2 separate regions of the Homo sapiens genome follow, and region 1 is linked to region 2. A link is a loop called in an ENCODE intact Hi-C map of the cell type or tissue named here. Cell type or tissue: endothelial cell of umbilical vein. All regions are shown on one strand. Each heading gives the region's core, and the rest is flanking DNA. Links, peaks and the distances in the headings are about the cores only. Region 1 holds the start of LINC01614 (long intergenic non-protein coding RNA 1614). Region 2 overlaps LINC00607 (long intergenic non-protein coding RNA 607).

Region 1 (2,919 bases), core at 225-2,724, 52 kb after region 2:
GGTCAAAAATCTATCATGATAGCTAAGAGGAACATTTGTCTGCGTCTTAGAAAAAGCCTTAGCTACCTCCTCAAAGATTTGGCAATAGGACGTTTCTACTGAAGATAAAAAAAAATGAAACTTGTAGCAGCTCAACTGTCCTTGGTCACTACTTTTAGCTCTAAACACACACACACACACATATACACACACACACACTCACACACTCCATTGCTCCTGCTTCTGCTCACACCTTGCACATGAATTCAGAGGGCAGGTGAATCACATCACTCTTACTAAAATCCACTCCATGCCCAGAGTGTCATTACACTTTAAGAGACCTCAGTGAAGGCAGTAAATGTCAACCCCATTAGTCTTTCCTTGCAGAAAGAATGACTGAGGCCCAGACAGGCAGGGGAGTTCCATATCACCACTCTCAGCTACTGATAGAGGCCATAGCAAAATGTAAGGCTCCCAGCACAGGGCCTTCTTCTTCTTCCATAAAATGCACCACCTTGGACAGTCAAAAGAAGTAATTTAACTTCCACTTTTTTCAAAAAACATGAAAACTCAACACTCCCATCACTGATGCAGGGAACTACGTAAAAACTTTGTCCTCTTCTGAATTGAAAGATATCATAGTAAAACTAATGCCCAATGTCCAAGATGTTGCTCCTTGATATTTAAAGTTCATGGGTCATTCTAGCAAAATTGATGCCATATAGTCTTGATTTGTATATTTTAAAATTTTATCACTGTGTTGCTTTCTCAACAATTACTTGATATTCAAGTTTTTTTTTCATTTTGCTTAAATAAGTAGATGAAGTCTTTCCCCCTTAAAAATAGGAAGGCAAGCGAGGCCAGGACTAGGTGTCCTTGGACACCAAATGCTGGAATGGCGTCACACATAGATGGCAAATAGGGTTTTAGTATGGCCAAGTTGACTATTTCCACTTGTGTTCCAGCTGCCATGCCACACCACCTCACCTCTGCCCATCCGCCCCCAGATCTTCGGTGGTGGTGAGCGGGAAGAAGGCTGATCTCATGTGTCTACCAGAGATGTTACTCATAAACGCCCTCATAATTCCCAGATGCTCTCATACTTTCTATGGGATAATACACTATGTCTCTTTTGAGCCAACACCCTAATTCTGCAAATGATATTCACTGGTGCCTTGAGCAGGAGGCAAAGGGGCCCACAAAATTCTCTCATAAGACCAAGACATTAGGTCCAGGAGGAGCAAACCTGCCTTCCAGCCAAACACTCAGACCACCTCACACTCAGTAGAGTCTGAGAAATCATCTTGAGGAGCTCAGGTGGAAGACGCTTCCCTTGTTAAAAAATAAAGCACACAGAAAAACCTTCAAAACTCTTGTTAATATGATGTGGATCAAGATCTATAGCAGATGAATAAGGAAAGAACTGGCCTAGTGCTGCCAAATTCTTTCTAAAACTGGGATTCTTTTCAGTTCTGGGGCAGATAGAGTTGCATTGGAAGAGAATTTGACCTATTGAAAAATAACAGTTTTATGATGCTTTCCTATAAGTCTAGACTAGCAAGTGGGCCAGTTCTAAAAATGTCCTTGTATTTATGCCTTAAGAGATATTCATCTACATCGTAGGGTTTTTGGAACAAAGAGAACGGTTTCCTTTTTCTATAAAGTTTGGCGTCATTATTATTTTGAAAGATAACCATGCTCACCCATTGCCAAATGACGGCTGAGTTATGCTCTCTCTATATTTTTTAAAGAATTCGCTTTTGAAAAGAAGGTGGAGGTGGCTGGGGAGGAGAGGGTAATCCACGTCCTGTCACTCACTCCCTTCCAGGCTGTGAGAAAGTTGTGGGCCTGGGAACTTACAGTTTGTTTTCTATAATTCCATCTGGTTTGAGACCAAAAAGGACATATTTGTGGAGAACAGACCACAGTCTGAGAGGGAAAAGGGCTGAGGGGGTAGAGGTATAAAAATCAGATAGCTCAGCACTTCGCTCCAAAGGAGCTGAAGGAGAGAGGATTCCACTGCGTGTATGTTTTCTCTTTCACGTCTCACTTTTGTTCTCTGCCATCAGGAAATGCAGTAGACATTTGTCACCAGCAGCTCTTTGGAGACTTCAATGTTCCTTCCTCCCAGGATCCGAAAGGGGACTTCAGACACGTAAGAGTCATATTTTGCAAACCAGCAGAATTTTTGTGCAGTGTTTATCAGACAAGTGAGAGGCTGTGAAGGCAGACTTTGGGAAATAGTTTTAACAGTTCATAAATCAGATGTAATTGAAAAGGAGAGGATCTCCTTTTTGAGAGCCATGAAAACCTTTCTTTTGTAATCTCCTTACTGGGGCAGAATTGTAATGTGTACAAGGGCCGGGGGTCTAATGAAGTCAGGTTGCCTTGGGTCACTCAAGGTAATTTGTTTTTTTTCTGGCCAAATCATGAAACAGAACTGCATTCTGCTCCCTGTTACATTTATATGATAGCATCTCTTTTGATATTGTCAAGTGTGTTATGCCAGGTTGCATAGCATTACCGATAACAAAATTCTTTGGAAAATTGTTTTTTTTTTTTTTTTTTTCACACACCAAATAGCAGCAGCTGAAATCAGTTGGAGTTCTTGGCTGGCCAGGAAGTAAAAAGTGCTTTTCATATAAAATTCCTAAGAAACCCTAGAAACATGATGCAAAGCATTTGTACCCCTTTTACTTTCAAACTAGTAGAATTTATGTGACTTTTGAAAATTATATTTGTTATACTGATAAAAATGCAGTTTCATATGAAGAGTAGGAGACCCTAAAGGGACTTGCCTAAGATTTTCATTTGAATTTAGTACATTATGAGTTGTCATAGTATAAGAGGATTGGAGGTTTGGAGGATTGATAGTGTTCTTAACTTCAGGGAGAATCTAAGACACCAGGAGCTCAGAAGAATGGAGTCTCAAGACATCAG
Region 2 (2,919 bases), core at 262-2,761:
TCCAAACCTTCTAGCAGGGTCCCATGTGAGGTACAGGACTCGGTGAGAGGAGGGGGGCCTGCCTGAGACAAGTGGGGTAGGTAGTCACCTAGAAGACATGTTTTAAGGAAACAAAGACCCATTCACCTACAGATCTGTCTACCACGAGCCTGTCAAATCCAGTTAGAGCCAATCCTTTGGATTAAAAAATATTGGCTCAAACTGGCCTTTTCAATTAGAGGCATGGAAACACACTATGACCTAACTGTCTTTTAAAATCTTAGCACCAACAATTCATTAAGTGTATATCTTTGACTCAGCCACCCATCAAGACTTTGAGACAACACACAGAACACATCATCTTTGGTGGAAGTTGGAAGAGTAAAACACTGCTTGAGATGAAGATGTCAGGGTTGAAAGAAGGCACCAAATAAACAAGAAGTCTTATCAGTGGAGATAGCAAGAAAGCCTGGAAAAGATGGTGCCAAACTGGAAAATATGGTGCTAAAGAGGACAGGAATGGGAATACCAAAGACAAACCTTACTTAGCCATCAGTTTGTCTGCATCAGTACTGTAGAGAGGCTACTAAGGGGGACTATTACAGAAGGAAAACAGTCTGAAAGAGATTATTATAGAGGGAAAGAACTTGAGGAAATTGAAGGATTCTCACACTTTGGAAAAAGTAAATTCTCCTACTCTGGTCCTATTTAATCCACTGTGTGTGTATGTGTGTGTGTGTGTGTGAGAGAGAGAGAGAGAGACAGAGCGATAATTCTTGGAAGCAAACCCTCTCTTTTCTCACCCTGAATTCCATGTTATCACTATTTTACACTGAGTTAGGAGGATCTTCTGCCCACACATTTGTATTATTGCTTTTCTTTTAAGTATCTTAATTCTATAGTAAAATTTGCCATAAAATATTCATAGATGGATGGGCCTAGCTCTTTAGCCATAGGTCCAGCAGGACTTACTTACATTAAATGTACCATGATATTCTAGATGTTTTAGATTATATATCAGAGAGTCAAGTGAAAAATCAGAAAGTGTTTTATGTCTATACAGAATCTTAATGATGTCTTTTTTTTTAAAGTATTATAGGAAGTGTGTTGGAAAAATATTTTGAAAACAGTAGATTTGAAAGCCCCATTTTGCTCACTTTACTCAAGTATCTGCCTCCTTAAGGTTCTAAGATTTGCCATCATCAATTAGCTGTGCAAACCATGCTGACAAAATCCCTTTTAGAATAGTTTCTTTCACCACCAACTTGCTTCAGAGCCTCACAAAATGACTCATCTAAATGAGACGGGTCCTCTGGCCCAAAGGGAACAGCTAAGTGACTGACTAATGTTTTACACTTGGGAGAGAACAGGAAATTAGCTGCATGTTTACTGTGAGGAGACACTGAAGAATTGTAAGGAAGTACCTTTAAATACTTGAGTCCCCAAAAATGTTGCTTCACCATTTGCCTAAATGTTGCTTTTAAGTTGGAAGTGTCTCAGTTTCTAAGTGAGGGTTGGATGGTGTTACTATAAGGCACACAAAATTAACTAATAAAAGTCATTTCAGTTTCAACATTAAAAAAAATGAAAGTCCAAAGTTCCTGGATGAAAGAAAGGAGGCCTCAATTACATTATGACATATTTTACTTTTGTCTCTCTGGTGAGATAGAGTACAATTAACAAGATTCTCTTTCAATTTACAGTTAAGCCAGACATCTAAAACCAAGATGACGATGAAACTTTTCAAGTTGACACATCTTACGAGTTTTGTATGGATTTCAGTGAAATTTTTTCAATGAATTTTTTGAAAGATTGCATGCTTGCCACAAGTTCTACAGTTCATAGGACTGATAGTGTTCTAACCTTTCTTGCCTGCTACAAAATTCCCATGGTCCATACTCTCTCAACCACTGTATAGCTACCATTTATAACCAAAAAAAAGTCACTTTCTAGGTACAGTGTTTTCATAACTTCAGACTTAACCAGATGATCTAGACAAATTATTTTTTTAAAAAAATATTCAGTGAAACCCCTACTAAAAAATACGAAAAATTAGCTGGGCGCGGTGGCGGGTGCCTGTAGTCCCAGCTACTCGGGAGGCTGAGGCAGGAGAATGGCATGAACCCAGGAGGCGGAGCCTGCAGTGAGCCGAGATAGGGCCACTGCAGTCCCGCCTGGGTGAAAAAGCGAGACTCTGTCTCAAAAAAATAAATAAATAAAATATTACACAGTTCTTTTTTATTGATTTTGGTGGGAAGATTTCTACCGTTGATTGTATTGTGTTAGTCTTTTCATCAAAGGACATTTCATTTTCTTTGTCTACCTATTCAGCACTTCCTCATGAAACACTTCACTGCACAGGAATAATAAGTGTTGTCTATTGACTAATGTCAACAGCCAACCCTTCATTATCTTTCCTATTGGGGAAAGAGAAAATATGATTAAATTGAATCTGCTGTTTATCCCAAATTACACTTTTGCTGAGATTTTTTAACATTCTTTGCCACCAAACCTGATGATAACATGCGAAAATTGATCTTTTTTTTTCACCTCTCCCCTGTCCTTTTCTTTGAAGATTCACTGTAAAGAATTTTGTAGACTGTGGACAAATACTGAAATGCCAAAAGCATGTAACCTTTTAGATTAGACCAACAAACAATCACAGACATCATCACATTGGCTTTATCTCATTAGTGTAAATCTATTAAAACAACCACTGAAAGCTACTGTTGCTTTAGATGGATGCTTAGGAGCTAAATTATTTGCTCTATTCACAAGAAGGATTGTCTCCAAAATCCTCCTTAGTTTTGAATAGGAAAGTAGACCCTCATGTCTCTGCAGATTGTCTACACACAATGCACTGGGTCAAGAGTCAAGGATGGCCCTGTCTATTTTTAATTTAGAATAAATGCACAACCAGTTTAGCAAAATGAAATTTGT

What was found. Peaks named below come from ENCODE experiments on the same cell type or tissue, not always from the same donor. Only the 100,000 strongest peaks of a DNase experiment are listed, where the experiment ranks them.
Region 1: it touches region 2 in a loop (2.8-fold over the local background); 8 of 110 quality-filtered maps call a loop at or near these places.

Annotation. Positions count from the first base shown.
Region 1 is chr2:215,716,129-215,719,047 of GRCh38, forward strand. The region is part of intron 5 of LINC00607 (long intergenic non-protein coding RNA 607); the gene reads right to left. LINC01614 (long intergenic non-protein coding RNA 1614) reads left to right here and starts at 1,915. Exons shown (of 2, transcript NR_132383.1): 1 at 1,915-2,134; 2 at 2,869-2,919. In endothelial cell of umbilical vein, for the core only: no CTCF peak of the experiment used is centred there; a DNase peak (open chromatin) is centred at 1,663; H3K4me3 peaks cover 271 bases; H3K27ac peaks cover 1,917 bases.
Region 2 is chr2:215,663,698-215,666,616 of GRCh38, forward strand. All of the region lies in intron 5 of LINC00607 (long intergenic non-protein coding RNA 607), which reads right to left. LOC102724861 (a long non-coding RNA gene) reads left to right here. Exons shown (of 8, transcript NR_187737.1): 3 at 1,683-1,748. Among named protein-coding and RNA genes, the nearest start is that of LINC01614, 53 kb to the right of the region's middle. In endothelial cell of umbilical vein, for the core only: no CTCF peak of the experiment used is centred there; a DNase peak (open chromatin) is centred at 1,314; H3K27ac peaks cover 1,576 bases.